Regions from separate parts of the Homo sapiens genome. Here region 2 is linked to region 1. A link is a loop called in an ENCODE intact Hi-C map of the cell type or tissue named here. Cell type or tissue: Caco-2. All regions are shown on one strand. Links, peaks and the distances in the headings refer to the core of each region. The heading gives the core; the rest is flanking DNA.

What was found. Peaks named below come from ENCODE experiments on the same cell type or tissue, not always from the same donor. Only the 100,000 strongest peaks of a DNase experiment are listed, where the experiment ranks them.
Region 2: it touches region 1 in a loop (4-fold over the local background); 7 of 110 quality-filtered maps call a loop at or near these places.

Annotation. Positions count from the first base shown.
Region 1 is chr10:24,380,461-24,388,816 of GRCh38, forward strand. It overlaps KIAA1217, which reads left to right. Exons shown (of 21, transcript NM_019590.5): 3 at 409-607. Among named protein-coding and RNA genes, the nearest start is that of MIR603, 110 kb to the left of the region's middle. RefSeq lists a silencer at 483-679 and enhancers at 2,588-3,787, 2,885-2,964, 3,115-3,274. In Caco-2, for the core only: a CTCF peak has its summit at 3,317; DNase peaks (open chromatin) are centred at 2,791 and 3,391.
Region 2 is chr10:24,433,058-24,441,413 of GRCh38, forward strand. KIAA1217 reads left to right here. Exons shown (of 21, transcript NM_019590.5): 4 at 1-136; 5 at 5,329-5,422. It overlaps LOC124902395 (a long non-coding RNA gene), which reads right to left and starts at 6,409. Exons shown (of 2, transcript XR_007062090.1): 1 at 6,333-6,409. RefSeq lists enhancers at 1-550, 1-42, 388-1,064, 7,737-7,786. In Caco-2, for the core only: no CTCF peak of the experiment used is centred there; a DNase peak (open chromatin) is centred at 4,454; H3K4me3 peaks cover 1,874 bases.

The sequences.
Region 1 (8,356 bases), core at 53-8,052:
TGAAACCCCATCTCTGCTAAAAAACACAAAAACTAGCCAGGCATGTTGGGGCACACCTGTAGTCCCAGTTATTCAGGAGGCTGAGGCACAAGAATTGCTTGAAAACCGGAGGTGGAGGTTGTAGTGAGCCGATCTCACACCACTGCACTCTGGCAATAAATAAATAAATAAATAAATAAATAAATAAATAAATACAATGGAACACTTAAGGGCAATGTTATTTTCCGGTAATTTTCACAACTGATACTTTGACCCACTGGGTCTTTAGTTTTCCCTATCTAACCCTTGTGATGGACTGTTACCCCTTGCCATATTATTTTTCCAGATTAATAGAAATGGCATTGGACATATTTTCCACACGATTAATAATAGTCTATTTTCCCACTTTCTTTAAAATGCCTTTTGCAGACAAGGAGCCCCAAACTGTCTCACAGTCCTCAACCACCCAGTCTGGGTGACCCGGTCGAGCATTTATCAGAGACGTCCGCTGATTCTTTGGAAGCCATGTCTGAGGGGGATGCTCCAACCCCTTTTTCCAGAGGCAGCCGGACTCGTGCGAGCCTTCCTGTGGTGAGGTCAACCAACCAGACGAAAGAAAGATCTCTGGGTAAGCTTTAGAAGGCAGTTTCTGATGCCCCTTTCTTACTGAATGCGTTTGTTGTTATACTACTGAACCTATACTCTTTCATTCAACATTAATTTGATCTTGATTTGCAAATACTCTAGTACTGGGAAACTTCATTGGTTTAATATCAAGCATTGAGGATTTGCCTGCTGGGTAATCAGGTCAAGTGCAAGCTGATTTTGAGGCTGGGCACTTTCAGAAGTGGTTGGGATTAGCAATTCAAGCCAAGAGGCTAGTAGTATTTTACCTATGTTCCTGCTACTATACAGCAGGAGTCCCCAGTCCCCAGGCCATGGACCAGTACCAGTCTGTGGCCTGTTAGGAAACAGACCACACAGCAAGAGGTGAGCAGAGGATGAGCAAGCATTACCGCCTGAGCTCCGCCTCCTGTCAGATCAGCTGTGGCATCCGCTTCTCATAGGAGCTGAACCCTATTATGAACTGCATGAGTGAGGGATCTAGGTTGCATGCTCCTTATGAGAATCTAACTAATGCCTGATGATCCGAGATGGAGCAGTTTCATTCCGAAACCATCTGCCATCCATGGAAAAACTGTCTTTCATGAAACCAGTCCCTGGTGCCAAAAAAAATTAGGGACCAGTGCTCTATAGGAAATTGTGAGGAACTGACCGTAGAATGATCCTCTTCTCACCTTGCAACCCTCCTCTCCAGTCCCAGAGGCCAGGACAGTTGGCATTTGTACCCAGTGGTGTGGGTTTCCACCAGCCCTGCTGCACCTGTCTGGTAGTCCAGTGGAGGAGATGACAAAAAGGGACAATGTGGCTAACATCTGCATGACTGTTCATAAGAACCATAAACACGAGGCTGTTCCCACTACCACGTGAAAGGATAGAGGGGCTTGGTGTGTGTAGGGCACAGCTTTTCTGAAAGGCAGAAGGATTCTTTTTATGATTTTACCACGTATCATTTCCTTTTTTTTTTTTTTGTATTGGAAGTTTACTTTCTATCTTGCTTTGCTTTTTTAATTGCTTTTTTTGGCGCTTTAACAAAATGGACAAGTCGTGAGGATTTAGACCTCTCTGTCAAGGGGGCAGATGTTTCTTATGCTTCATTGCCATGTTAAGGTTCTGATTTGGGTACTTGTGTTTGCAAACAGATGGGCTTGGGGATAAGAGGGGACAGGAAAAGAGTCAACATGCAAAAGCCTTCAGAGTCTAGCACGTGCAAAAGACAGCTGAACTCTGCCATGTAAAACTGAGCAAATGCCTTGCTGGGAGAAGAAAGAAAAAGATTGATGTGAGAGAAGGTACCCTGATTTTAGTTCCTTTGCTGCAGATAATGACCCAAGCAGACTGAATTCAGACATTGTCCTAGCTGTCCTAAAAAAAAACCCTACAACTTTGTTATTATTTGTATTATCAATATTAATATTTAACATTAAATTTTGTGTCAAATTAAATTTTGATCAAATTAAGATCAAATTAAAATTTGATCTTAGGTTAGTAATCTAGGATCCTCATTGTATAAATGAGAGAAGACCACAGAAAATGTGCTTTTTGTTTATGTGTGTGTTTGCTTGTTTGAGCTCACACACTTAATTAAGTGGCAGCAGTGGGAAGTCCAGGGCTCCAGTTCCCATTAACATGATCTTACAAATGAAGGGACAAGGACACACAGGGGAGGGACACACCCAAGGAGCATCATGGGCCAAGACAGTGTCAAGATGACACAGGCTTCCACACCGTCACCAGGCTGGGGCTTTCTGTGTGGATTCAAGAAATTTGTGGTTTTTCTTTTCTTTTTTTTTTTTTTTTTTCTTGAGACAGAGTTTTGCTCTGTCACCCAGGCTGGAGTGCAATGGCATGATCATGATTCACTACAGCCTCGACTTCCCACGTTCAAGGGATCCTCCCATCTCAGCCTTCAGAGTAGATGGGACTACAGGCACGCACCCAGGCGCCTGGCTAATTTTTTATTTTTTGTAGAGATGGGGTCTCACTATGTTGCCCAGGCTGGTCTGGAATTCCTGGACTCAAGTAATCCTCCCACCTTAACCTCACAAAATGCTGGGATTATAGGCATGAGCCAGCATGTCTGGCCTGAAACTTGTGCTTTCTTAACTCCACTCACACTTAGGAGCCAGGCAAGGAATGGGATTTCTCCTTTGTGCTTGGAGGAAATGAGCTCAGGTCTCTGTAAAGATAACCTCAGCTCTGCAAACCAAAACGAAGATAAGAATAAATGCCTGTCCGCCTTCCCCCATACCTGGGGGAACTTTGACTCTGTCGGATAATGGATCTTTTGTCTTAAAGGAAGGAATTTCCTCTGCAGCCAAGAACGGTTGGCAGTGCAGGTTGAGACTTGCTGGGTTCAGGAACCAAGCCTTGGGGCAGAGAGGCTGCAGGAGCTGGGGCCGGCTTGCCCAAGGAATGGCTGAGGGTGGCGGGTGTTTTCGCACGGGGTGGCCACGCTTCTGCAAATTGCTCCATTTTACTCAGCATCCTTTGCTGTAGAGTGCCGGTGTGCTGTCACAGCAGGCTGAAAAATGCATCTGACCTGTTTATTCTGCCCTCCCTGTGAGGGGCTTTTTGGCCTGCCATTTTTCACTACTCCTGGATAGAAACAAAGGAACACAGTAAGAGGAGAGGAGAGAAATGAGAAGTTTCTTGCCAAAGCCAAGGGAAGCTCTGGTTCCAGAAAATGAGGCTGGCACTGGGCCAGCTGGGTTGATGTTGCCCTTGACCGCCTCTTTGTGGCCGATTGGGGAATGTCCCCCCAGCCGCACCTGGCCCTTATGGCGTAATCCAGTTGAGCCTGGACGGGAAATAAAAAGGAAAATGTGACTCACAGCAAGTGCAAATGCAGTCTCCCTCCCAGGGGCCTTGCTCAGCTTAGTCTTTGGGAAACTCCCCGCCTGCCTGGCCTTATTTAACACACAGACGCACGGGTTCCTGGGATAAACAGTGCTCCCCAGAGAGCCCCGGCCATGAGCAGGGTGTCTACCAGCACCTGGGTGGCCCAGAAGCACAGCTGCAACTCCATGGGGCCTCAGATATGCCGACTGGATACTTTGAGCTGTAACCCCCCTGGAAACCCGCTGTTGATGCCATCTGGAAGCCCTGGGTGTCTTTTGGCATCTGTATGTTGTCACTTTATCTCAATCCATAGAGTTTTAAGTTCTCTCATGAAGCCCTGTTGATCTTGCCTTTATTTAAAATTTTGATGGTTTATCATGAATTTTTTTTATCATTTTATTTTTTAGGAGCAATTTTTTAGGTTTGTAACAAGATCGAGCAGAAAGTACAGACAGTTCCCATACACCCTTGGCCTCCACGCATGAACAGCCTCCCCCATGATCAGCATACCCTACTAGAGTGGTACGTTTGTTACGATCAATGAAATGAGACCGACACATTGATATCACCCAGAGTCCATAGTTTACACTGGGGTTCACTCTTGCTGTTGTACATTCCATGGATTTGGACAAAGAGGCTGTCAAGGGCAACATCAACCCAGCTGGCTCAGTGTCGCCCAGGCTGGAGTGCAGTGGAACGATCTCGGCTCACCGCAATCTCTGTCTCCCGGGTTCACGCCATTCTCCTGCCTCAGCCTCCTGAGTAGCTGGGACGCAGGTGCCTGCCACCATGCCTGGCTAATTTTTTAGTATTTTTAGTAGAGACCAGGTTTCACCATGTTAGCCAGGATGGTCTCGATCTCCTGACCTCGTGATCCGCCTGCCTTGGCCTCCTAAAGTGCTGGGATTACTGGCGTGAGCCACCACACCCACCTGCTTTTTAAAAGTATTGCACAAAGACATTATTTATCATGATCACTGAGCTTTTGGGAGACCCTTAAATTTTGCACTGGAGGTATGCGTCTTGTTGACCTCACCCCAGTGCTGGCCCCTCATGTAACCCCAGGAGCATCAGACACTGTTACTGCCAGCCCCCAGCCACGGGGCCTGGAGTAAGGAGAGTGAGGAAAGCCCAGTTCCCGGCCTGTACACTGGCACGTGGTGCCACAGTTTGTCACTGGAGTCCTTCCCCAGCTCAGGCAGCACAGAAAGGGGAGGGCTAGGCAACTTGAGGGTGGAGCCAGGACAAGATGGAATCCTCACACCACTCCGGCTCCTGAGAGGAGAGGAAGCCTTCCCTCACTTCAGTCTGCCTGTGCCTGGAGATAAACCTGCCTGCCTCTTAGTTTCTCCACTTGAATAAGTCCTCATTTCTATTGCTTCAGTGTATTTGGGGGCTGGGAGAAATGCAGGAAGGCTGAGCATGGTGCATTTCGCAAATGGTGTTAAAAGACATGCAAGAGAAAGTGTGGGGAACAGTAGCTGTGTTTTGGACCCGTCTTAGACATCACTGGTGTCTGTGTAATGGTCTCCCTCGGGTGCTGTCCTGGGATGCAAGGTGTCTACTTCTCATTTGGGAGAAGCATTTTGACATTCAGACAGAGCCAAGTGACAGCAACACACAAGTCCTTTCTGAGGCTTAGAGCCTAGAAATTTACAAAGAAGAAAGGTAAAGAAAGAAATTGATGGGTTCAGCAGCACTGACTTATCCCAACGCCAGGTTCCAACAACCTATCGTGTCTAAATCTGTACTTCCACAGAGTGATGGGTTCCCTGCCCTTTCCTCTCATCCAGAGCCCAGCTGAAATTCTTTTCAGTGGAATTTATGCCACTTCTCCTTTACTCTCTCTTCAGTGAAAATAGAGAAGACCAGGAGAAAGGAAGACTAAAAAGTAAAGTGAAAACCGCCTTCCAATAGAATTTGGTTGCAGAAATAATTTCCATGAAAAATGGTCGGGCTGATATTAGGTCTGGAGTCTTAATGATGGAGTAGTTTCCTTTTAATCATGGTGCTGTCTTAGAAATGCCTGTCTGGAATGTGACCATGGGCGGGGGTTGGTGTCTGGCCACTGCGTAGTCGGCCTTCGGGGAAAGGGTAGCCACAAGATGTTCCCACTCTTCTGTGAGCCCTCAGGAATTTGAAAATAAGACTCATGTGAAAACAGGAACAACAGCAGCAACTTCTTGATGCAGACAGATTCCTTTGTTGACCATATTCTGAATGCATAGCTTTAGAAAAGAGACCTCACTGACCAGCCCGGCAGCCAGAGGAGTTCCCATTTCTGCAACAAACTGCCTCTGAAACACTCAGACTGAAAAAGCAAAAATGATCTTAAGTGGCATAGGAGGATTTTAGACTGGTTAGAGGGAGAAGTTCCTCAGGGGGACGAATTATTGAATATCTGTGTGGCTGTTCTTTTATTCCAACATGATTAACTTTGATGCTTATCATTCCCTATGGGAATTTAAGGAAAAGAAGGCTCATAATTGCCAGAATCTTCCATCCTGTGTACATGCAAGGCTGAGTAGGAAATCAGGGCAAAGGAATTGATGAATTGTCTGTCTCTAAAGATGAAAACAAAGAGGGGGCAACAACTGTAAGACTAATGTGAGACTGTCTGAATGTGAACAGTTATTTCTTGAATATTCAAAAATAAATCTATTTTATTTATTTATTTATTTATTTATTTAGAGACAGGGTCTTTCTCTGTTGCCCAGGCTGGAGTACAGTGGCACAAACATAGCTCACTGCAGCCTTGAAGTCCCTGACTCAAGCAATCCTCCCACCTCATCCTCCTGAGTAGCTGGGACTACAAGTGCACACCACCATGCCCAGCTAATTTTTCTGTTTTTATTTTTTTTTAGAAATGGGGTCTTGCTGTGTTTTCTGCTGGTCTCAAACACCTGGCCTCAAGTGATCCTCCCACATTGGCCTCTTAAAATGCTGGGATTACAGGCATGGGCCACTGCACCTGGCCCAAAAGATAAAAGAATTTTAAACAAATGAAAAGAAGTATTGCTCTGTAGAGTAAGTGAAACATTTATGAAATTTGTTTTTTCTAAGACCTTGTAGTTATTGAAAAGTAATACTGTAAAAACAAAAATTCGCAGAAGGGAGTTTCATAGCAGGTCAATAAGTTCATGGTCAGGCTCTTAGGCTGCTAGCATAGAAAATGTCAGAGCAGGCAGACACACAACAAAAAAAGAGAATTTTAGACCAATATCCCTGATGAACATTGATGCAAAAATTCTCAGTAAAATTCTGGCAAACTGAATCCAGCAGCACATCAAAAGGCTTATCCACCAAAATCAAGTTGGCTTCATCCCTGGGATGCAAGGCTGGTTCAACTTACGCAAATCAATAAACATAATCCATCATATAAACAGAACCAAAGACAAAAACCACATGATTATCTCAATAGATGCAGAAAAGGCCTTCGACAAGATTAAACAGCCTTCATGCTAAAAACTTTCAATAAACTAGGTATTGATGGGACATATCTCAAAATAATAAGAGCTACTTATGACAAACCCACAGCCAATATCATACTGAATGGGCAAAAACTGGAAGCATTCCCTTTGAAAACTGGTAGAAGACAGGGATGCCCTTTCTCACTACTCCTATTCAACATAGTGTTGGAAGTTCTGGCCAGGGCAATCAGGCAAGAGAAAGAAATAAAGGGTATTCAATTAGGAAAAGAGGAAGTCAAATTCTCCCTGTTTGCAGGTGACATGACTGTATATTTAAAAACCCCCGTTGTCTCAGCCCAAAATCTCCTTAAGCTGATAAGCAACTTCAGCAAAGTCTCAGGATACAAAATCAATGTGCAAAAATCACAAGCATTCCTATACACCAATAACAGACAAACAGAGAGCCAAATCATGAGTGAACTCCCATTCACAATTGCTTCAAAGAGAATAAAATACCTAGGAATCCAACTTACAAGGGATGTGAAGGACCTCTTCAAGGAGAACTACAAACCACTTCTCAACGAAATAAAAGAGGACACAAACAAATGGAAGAACATTCCATGCTCATGGATAGGAAGAGTCAATATTGTGAAAATGGCCATACTGCCCAAGGTAATTTATAGATTCAATGCCATCCCCATCAAGCTACCAATGACTTTCTTCACAGAATTGGAAAAGACTACTTTAAAGTTCATATGGAACCAAAAAAGAGGCTGTATAGCCAAGACAATCCTAAGCCAAAAGAACAAAGCTGGAGGCATCACACTACCTGACTTCAAACTATACTACAAGGCTACAGTAACCAAAACAGCATGGTACTGGTACCAAAACAGAGATACAGACCAATGGAACAGAACAGAGCCCTCAGAAATAATACCACACATCTACAACTGTCTGATCTTTGACAAACCTGACAAAAACAAGCAATGGGGAAAGGATTCCCTATTTATTTAATAAATGGTGCCGGGAAAACTGGCTAGCCATATGTGGAAAGCTGAAACTGGATCCCTTCCTTACAGCTTATACAAAAATTAATTCAAGATGAATTAAAGGCTTAAATGTTAGACCTAAAACCGCAAAAACCCTAGAAGAAAACCTAGGCAATACCATTCAGGACAGAGGCATGGGCAAAGACTTCATGACTAAAACACCAAAAGCAATGGCAACAAAAGCCAAAATTGACAAATGGGATCTAATTAAACTAAAGAGCTTCTGTACAGCAAAAGAAACTACCATCAGAGTGAACAGGCAACCTACAGAATGGGAGAAAATTTTTACAATCTACCCACCTGACAAAGGGCTAATATCCAGAATCTACAAAGAACTTAAACAAATTTACAAGAAAAAATCAAACTCTTCAACAAGCGGGCGAAGGATATGAACAGACACTTCTCAAAAGAAGACATTTATGCATCCAACAGACACATGAAAAAATGCTCATCATC
Region 2 (8,356 bases), core at 97-8,096, 53 kb after region 1:
GTGCAGACACAATCCGTGCTCTCTTCGTAAGTGCCTTTCCACAGCAGCTCACCATGAAAATGCTGGAATCGCCCAGTGTCGCCATTTACATCAAAGATGAAAGCAGAAATGTCTATTATGAATTAAATGATGTAAGGTAAGTTGTGACATCATTTTTTGCCTGCCATTTTGCCTTAGAGTTTTTTTTGTTTTTTGTTTTTTTGTTTTTGAGGGGTTTTTTTTTACCCACTATATTGCATTTAGAGTGTTTTTTTGTTTTTTGTTTTTTGTTTTTTGTTTTTTGTTTGGTCCATCATATCCCTTTCATAGAGTTTATACCAAATTCTAATTTCTTTATATCCTAGTGAAGAAAGCAGATTCATTATCCTGATTGGTTGGGCTTATTTCACCCAGTCAGATGATTTCACTATCTGGTTTTCTACAATTCATTTACAGGGTATAGCTTATAAAAACGAGGACAAATTTCTCCGCCACAGATTTTTGAATGCTACATCTGAAAAGAACATTAGAAATGATTCAGTCCACCATTTTATCTAAGGGTTAGGGAAACTAAGGCCCAAAAAGGTAGCGGAGAGACCTGATCGAGGTCTTAAGAGTTGTAGGCAGTACTTCATTCATATTGGAACTTTCCCAATTCCCCCTCAAGTGTTCTTTCCTCCATAGAAAGACCCTGTGGACATTTTAGGTAATGATCCCACTGGGTCGTTATTTACACATAACAAGTTAGAATAAAAGCAGTGGGCTCTGTATTATTTTCCATAAGAAAAGAGACTGAGAAGCATCTTCACTTTCCATTCATTTCTTAAAGAGTTGTCCTTTACCCAAAGATCTTACTTTCCAGGTGGCCTTTCCCCAGGGCCCCCAGTTGAATATCCTCCAAAATTAAGCTAAATGGACTCCTGCTATTGATGGGATTGAGAGTCAGTTAGAAACAAAAGCATCTCTCTCTCCCTCTCTCTCTCTCTCTCTTTTTTTTTTTTTTTTTTTTTTTTTTTTTATGAGACAGTCTTGCTCTTTCGCCCAGGCTGGAGTACAATGGTGCGATCTCCGTTTACTGTAACCTCCGCCTCCTGGGTTCAAGCGATTCTCCTGCCTCAGCCTCCCAAGTAGCTGGGATTACAGGCGCCCACCACCAGGCCCAGCTAATTTTTTTCTATTTTTAGTAGGTACGGGGTTTTACCACGTGGGTCAGGCTGGTCTCAAACTCCTGACCTCAGGTCATCTACCTGCCTCGGCCTCCCAAAGTGCTAGGATTACAGGTGTGAGCCACCATGCCTGGCCTCATCTCTCTTTTTTTGAAGACAGGGTCTTGCTCTGTCACCCAGGCTGGACCTCAGTGGCATGATCATGTCTCAGTGCAGCCTCGACCTTCTGGGCTCAAATGATCCTCCCACCTCTGCCTTCCGAGTAGCTGGCACTACCGGCACATGCCACCATATCTGGCTAATTTTTAATCTTTTGTAGAGACAGAATCTCCCTATGTTACCCAGGCTGGTCTGAAACTCCTGAGGCAAGCAATCCTCTAGTCTCGGACTCCCAAATGGTTGGGATTATAGGCGTGGGCCACCACACCTGGCTCAAAAGCATCTTTATTGTCATTTTGGTGTCATGTATACAGTAGAAAGAACTCATTTGATCTGTTCCAACCAAACAACCTGGAAAACAGGACTTAGATCAACACAAGCAATCAGTTGCTAGTATGGTCTCTAAACATTTTAGAACTCCACAGATTATTTAGTGACTAATCCAGCCATTTCATTTTATGGAACCAGAAACTCAGACGCATAAAATTTGAGGGACTTATTCAAAAGCACACAGCCAGCTAAGTACCAAGCTCTGCCCCAAATATGGCTGTTCACACTTCTTGGTCAAGAACTTTTTGATTTCTTCGAATGTTCCCTCACCAAATCACTGGAGGCAGAACTTGGGGTTTCTGAGTCCACACCCTGGGGGGAATAGCAAGTTGCCCTGTTTCTTCATCATGGAATTAATGGGTACCACTTTTAAAAAATATGCCTCTAGTGCATAATAAATGTAAACTGATCTGTATCTACCAATGATCACAAATGACATATTTAGGCATGTGCCCAGGTGTATGAGTAATTTAGAACTTTCAAAGTTTGACACATGCCTCAAGGTATAGATACTACATCTGTTTCACAACCTTACAGCTTTTTAAAAATGTGTTTAAATATTCATGGGTACCCAAAAATTCATGTTTGTTTTTAAACTAAATTATTAATCAAGCTGTCACCAAAAGAAATTTTTTGCATTCACAAAGCGTAAACTTGAAACATGAAATAATCACATTATATTTAAAGACAATGTTTGTAGTAATATAATCCCACATACTGTTTTTACATGGAGCTGCCAGTTACAACAATCATCTTACATTTCTGCCTTTGCAATTAGAGGAATTGAAGGACACAGTAATAGCAAGTAAACATGCAACTTAGGGAAGCCACACTTGATTATGGAGCTCAAGGCTGATGAGGTTATTATGAGTAATTGGGCCTCACTGTCTTGCAGCCTGTGCAAGGATTTTTATATTACAATGAGTCACCATTTTCTAGAGCTTTTCTCAAGCTTCAAAGTATGGCTACTTTGCCTTCTTTTTTACATTGTTTGGGAAAGTCGAGAAGTAGTCACAAAATAAAAGAAATGAGAGGGAGGAAAAAGAAGAAAAGGTCATGATTCTCCTTAATGGAAATCTAGTTGATAACATAAATGAAACCATCAGTCAATATGTTGATATTTGTGAAAATGATGATCTTGTTGATCCGTAAGTTGTAGTATGGATAGCCTAACTTTTTTTTTTTTTGAGACAGAATTTCACTCGGTCGCCCAGGTTGGAGTGCAGTGGCATGATCTCAGTTCACTGCAGCCACCACCTCCTGGGTTCAAGTAATTCTCATGCCTCAGCCTCCCGAGTAGCTGGGACTACAGGTGTGCGCCACCACGCCAGGCTAATTTTTGTATTTTTAGTAGAGATGGGGTTTCACCATGTTGGCCAGGTTTGTCTCGAACTCCTGACCTCAAGTGATCTGCCCACCTCGGCCTCCCAAAGTGCTGGGATTATAAGCGTGACCCACTGCTCCCAGCTTGATAGCCTAAAGTTATTTTTAAAAAACTCTCATTTAAAATATTTAAGTGGAAAGATCACCGATTTATAAATTTGTCTGTAATTTTACTTTTCAGTTACTTTGATTTAAATAAAAAAAAGAACCTAAAAATGTTCAAATGTAGACAATGTTTTATTTGGTGATGACAGTAATGTTTATGCTATGTGAGCACATGCATGTCGCTTCCAAAGAATTATTCTATTTCTTGATTTTATGCATTAAATGCCTTGATTATATTTTATTTGAATGGTAGAAGAAATTTTCACCACCAGCATTATATAAGACAAAAAAAAAAAAGGCTGGGCGCTGTGGCTCACGCCTGTAATCCCAGCACTTTGGGAGGCCAAGGTGGGCGGATCACGAGGTCAGGAGATCGAGACCATCCTGGTTAACACAGTGAAAACCCGTCTCTACGGAAAATACAAAAAATTAGCCGGGCGTGGTGGCGGGCACCTGTAGTCCCAGCTGCTGGGGAGGCTAAGGCAGGAGAATGCTGTGAACCCGGGAAGCGGAACTCACAGTGAGCCGAGACGGTGCCACTGCACTCCAGCCTGGGCGACAGAGTGAGACTCCGTCTCAAAAAAAAAAAAAAAAAAAAAAAAAAAGACAAAAGAAAAGTATCATGTAGATTTCAACTGGAGACAGTGACTTTAATCTTCTAAGTTCAGAGACAAATTTCACTGCACTTCCTTCAGTGTTTCTGAAGCGTGAGCATATTTGCTAAACAGTTGCCTATCTCATCATTGTGTTAGGCTCCTCATATTTTCCTTAGGGAAATGCTATGGAGAGTTCAGGTCAGAATATTGTGTTGTAAATGTTGCCACAGTAAATGCAACCCCGGCCTTTACTGTTGGTTCATCTCAGATGAATATGTTTCTAAAGTCATGATAAACCAACCTCATGCATTTTAAATACCTCCAGAATCACAGTTAGTCTTTTTCATGGCTCCCGTGAGGTTTTCTAGTTTTTCACGTCCTCGCCTGTGACTCCTTCCTCTGGCCAAATGGGGAGCTCCTTTAGTGAAACCCCACATCCTTACCTCTGTGAGTCTCCCCTTCATATTCACCCAGCCCCCTTTAATAACAGGGCTGCTGGTTCCCCCTCAAGCCGACTTCTAACAAGCTACTGGAGCAACCGTGCAAGCTTGGGCTAGTCATTGCTTCAAAGCAATTACTGGCGGATATTTAAAGGAGAAAGAGAAGACTAGTCCAAGAATCCTCCACTTCAGTTAAAACAGAAACACAAGCCAGTAATCCCAGTGATTGGGTCAGCCCACTAAATGAGGCTGCACCTGGAAGAGAGGAATTCTTCCTCCTGCCCACATTTCTCTGAGCTAGCCCAGCCGGCATTGGAAGGGATCACAGTGTAGACAGAGCCAAAAGGGCCTTGGGTGGCCCTTCTGCTGATGAAAGCTGAACATGGAGGGAGAGAGACTTCATAGATATTCATGTGCTCTTCGATAATTTTAAGGTAGGCTCTGATCCTGTCTTTTGCTACGTTATGACACCTTGGCTCTAAGAGCCGGGTTCAGAGAAAAAAGAAGAATTTATCTGCTGCTATTTCTTCACATCCAGCAATTCGATTTGTATATAGAAAAACTAATTTTCTAACCCACTATGGAAGGAAAAAAGGCATGGTAAAGATATTAGATCTTTTTGGTACTGTTTTTTTTTTTTTTTCTGGACTCCAGATACCTTTTCTTTCAGTTGCCGAAAGTGTTTGAAGGCAAAAAAAAAAAAAAAAAAAGAAAAAGAAAAAAATCTTCTTTCATGTACATTCATTAGATAAGCAGCAAACCAGGTGTTTGGGAAAAGTAAACAATTAAATATTTAAATATCAACCAAATCTCTTTGAATGTATTGTAAATATTGGAACTTTATTTTTTTTTTTAAAGCCTTAGTTTCCATACTCGGAATCTTGAAAGAAAGTTCGTGCCACCCAACATTTATGGGTGGGGAACTATACTGGAGGAATAATACTTTCTTGGGGAACAAGAAAAGGAGAGAAAAGCTGAAGTCATTTTTCTTCTTCTTTTCCGTATTTATAATTGCCTATTTTATGGTCACATAGCTTTTGACTGGCGTACTGTAGATAGCCTTTGGATTGTCTGTTCATGTTTTTTACCTGATCTTTAAGGGCAGGCTAAGGAAATGGCCAAAGTCAGGCTTCTTTCATCTGCCATAGTTATCGATGTTTTTGATTCCAGGAACATTCAAGACAGATCACTCCTCAAAGTGTACAACAAGGATCCTGCACATGCGTTTAATCACACACCAAAAACTATGAATGGAGACATGAGGGTAAGTGTTTCTGTCATATTTTTACTTATCTTCAGTGGGTCAAAGCGTCCCTCCTCTTGCTTGTACTCCTGATGTAATCAGAACTCTACAACTGAGTTTTGGAGGGTTCTCCGCACTCATCTCACCTAGTGGATCATTATTTGTTCTTGGTAGAGAAGTAAGATTTCCTGGTTATTTAGGGCAAAGGGATTAAAATAAGGCTGGACACATCCTAATTTATCTTTAAGCAAGGAGTTATGTCCTTACTTTAAATGAATTCTGAAAATCTTCCTATAAAAGGGTCCCTGGTCCACAGTATATTAACTGACTCAGAAGATCTCTTGCATTTCTTTCTCCAATTAAAGCAAACCTAACATACAAAAAGGCAAACAGCAAGGTGCACAATTGCATGGAAAATCTATTCATACTCTTACATTAGCTCTTCCAAGTTCTAACATTCTAATTCAATTTCTCACCTTCTAATTCAGGAGCTACCCTGGAAGAATTTTGTTGTTGTACTGTCTTAAATATTACCATATCCTCTCTGAGCCATGCTGAGGTCATAATACAAAAATCCGCATGATTTGGGAACTAAAATTCTCTAGCTTTAGATTGTCTCAGGAGATTATCCAAACATTCAAAGCACACAGGGATGTTTTGAAGAAAAAAGAAGGAGAAACTGAAAAAGCAGATTTTAAGATCATATTAATGCAGGTCCACTAGAAAGGGATTGAGTTTCTAAAAATAAGGCTACATTCCTCTGTAGCAAAACTGGGAGGTAAAAAGAAGATTAGCTTCTCAGCTGTACACCCCCTACACACACACACACACATTTGGAAGACACTGTGCCATTTTTTCTCATCTTTTCTACAGATTAGCACTTGGCTGGATGCTCAAGTTTAGCTAGAAAAATAAATAAATAAATGATTACCTTTTATTGCCAAAGAAACCCAGGCACTGTTCTGTCTTGGAGCTGCAGTTTTGTTCCTGAGCGAGGCTGTCTCTGCTTCCTGATAGTACATATTAGTTTCCTGTTGCTGCTGTAATAAATTAGGACAAATTCAGTGACTTAAAACAACACAGATTTACTCTCTTAAATTTTAGAGTCTGTAGACTGAAAGTCTCTGGTCTGACATAAGGGGTCACCAGCAGGTATGCATTCTTTTCTGGAGGCCCTAGGGAGAATCTTTTCTTTTTTTTTTTTTTCCCCCAACTTCTAGAGGTCATCAACATTTCTTGGTTTGCTGTCCTCTTCCTCCATCTTCAAACCCAGCAAGATAGCTTCCCTTTGACCCTGCTTCCATGCTCACATCCCTAACCCTCCCATGTCCACTTTTAAGGACACTTTAAGGACATTGAGCCTCCCTGATCCTCCAGAAAAATCTCCCTATTTCAAGGTCAGCTGACTGGCAATCTTGACTCCCCCTTTTCCATGTAACCTGATGTAGTCACAGGTTGAGGGGACTAGGATGCAGACATCTTTCAGGGACCAGCATTCTGCTTTCCATATTGGGTAAGTTTAGAACCATAAAAGAAGCCAGCAGATCTAGCTGAAAGTGCTGGGAGAAGGTCTGTCCTTCTGGACTGGAATATGAATGACGACATTGTGGGATCAGAGCCTACACTTCTGGAGGGAAAGGCCTCTCACGTACTCAACTGCTGTTATTTTTGTGTCAGAAATGATGTGTGACTTGAATTGAAAGCTGTGTCGCTACTTCAGAAATTCTAGGATTTTCAGCCTTATTTTGCCAGTTATACTTTATGTGTAAACCAGAGCCACATGGAGACAGATTGAGTCATGCCAATCGTGAAGCATGGACTAAATATTACAGCACCATTTGCCTTTTATTACTCTGTTATTCTCTTTCTTGGAGACATTCATCAATGTCTTCGCTCCTTGAATATCTTTATTTTTTGCTATGTCTAGCCTTCACCCTGGAGTTCCATGGTGCTGAGAGTTCTGTTCCTATCACATAGAGCCATTTCCACACCGGTGCCCCAGAATCGCCTCTGAGAATCTTGTTTGTGGCTGGAAAGACACCTGTTTTAACCCTCCAGCAGCTCTGGTACCTACGTAAGGACCAGCAGTGAGGACTGAGAGTATCGAATATTGACCGTATGAACAAAGCTGATCAGGATATGCAGAACATGTGCTGTGGGTTTCTGCAGAGTGGTTCTGTTCTTACTTCAAGATGAAACCCTGCTGATCACTTTTTCTGGGTTACCCAGAGCCTACTTTAAGCCCTCATTTTGTGTGTGTGAGAAACTCAATCATTGTCCCCAAATGAAGGGACAGTAAATGTTCACCATCTAACCAGCAGAAAAGCTTTTGTGTTTCAATGCAGATTACTTAGAAATGAGAAATAGAAAGCGGTTTCAAAGCCAGCTAGGTGTGATCATGCCTGCAGTTTGCAACTTGGTTCCTGTTCACAGATTGCAGACGCTAAAAGGCATGGAATTCAGCTGCCCTCACCTTTTGGCTCTGCAGGTTGGAATTCTTTTTCCTTTCTTGATGAATGTGGCTGCATTGCCATTAAAGGGCAGGAAGCTTTGTTGAGCCCTGCCTCTGGAGCCCAGCTGCACAACCCACTGCCCATGGTGGAGAACAGAAACAGAGAACAGAGCAAGCATCAATTGTTGTAGACTAAACCACGCTGCAGCGTGGGGTTAGGGAACTCCGTCCTCCCTTATGTTTGCAATGTGAGCGTGGCCATGAAGGAATTCGATGCTAACTACTCACATGAGTCAGTCACTGCAGTCCTGCCCCTGATGTCATTAGACCTCACTCCCCAGCCTCCAGAGACAGCCTGGCACAGACCTCCCAGCTGCCTGCTTATGACCAATAAACATGCATGTCATGAAAAACATCAGTTGGAATAAGCAGAGGGGCAACAAAAGTCACACCAGAACTCCTCAGGGGCTCCTGAGACTTTCCTTAACCAATGAATGTAATAT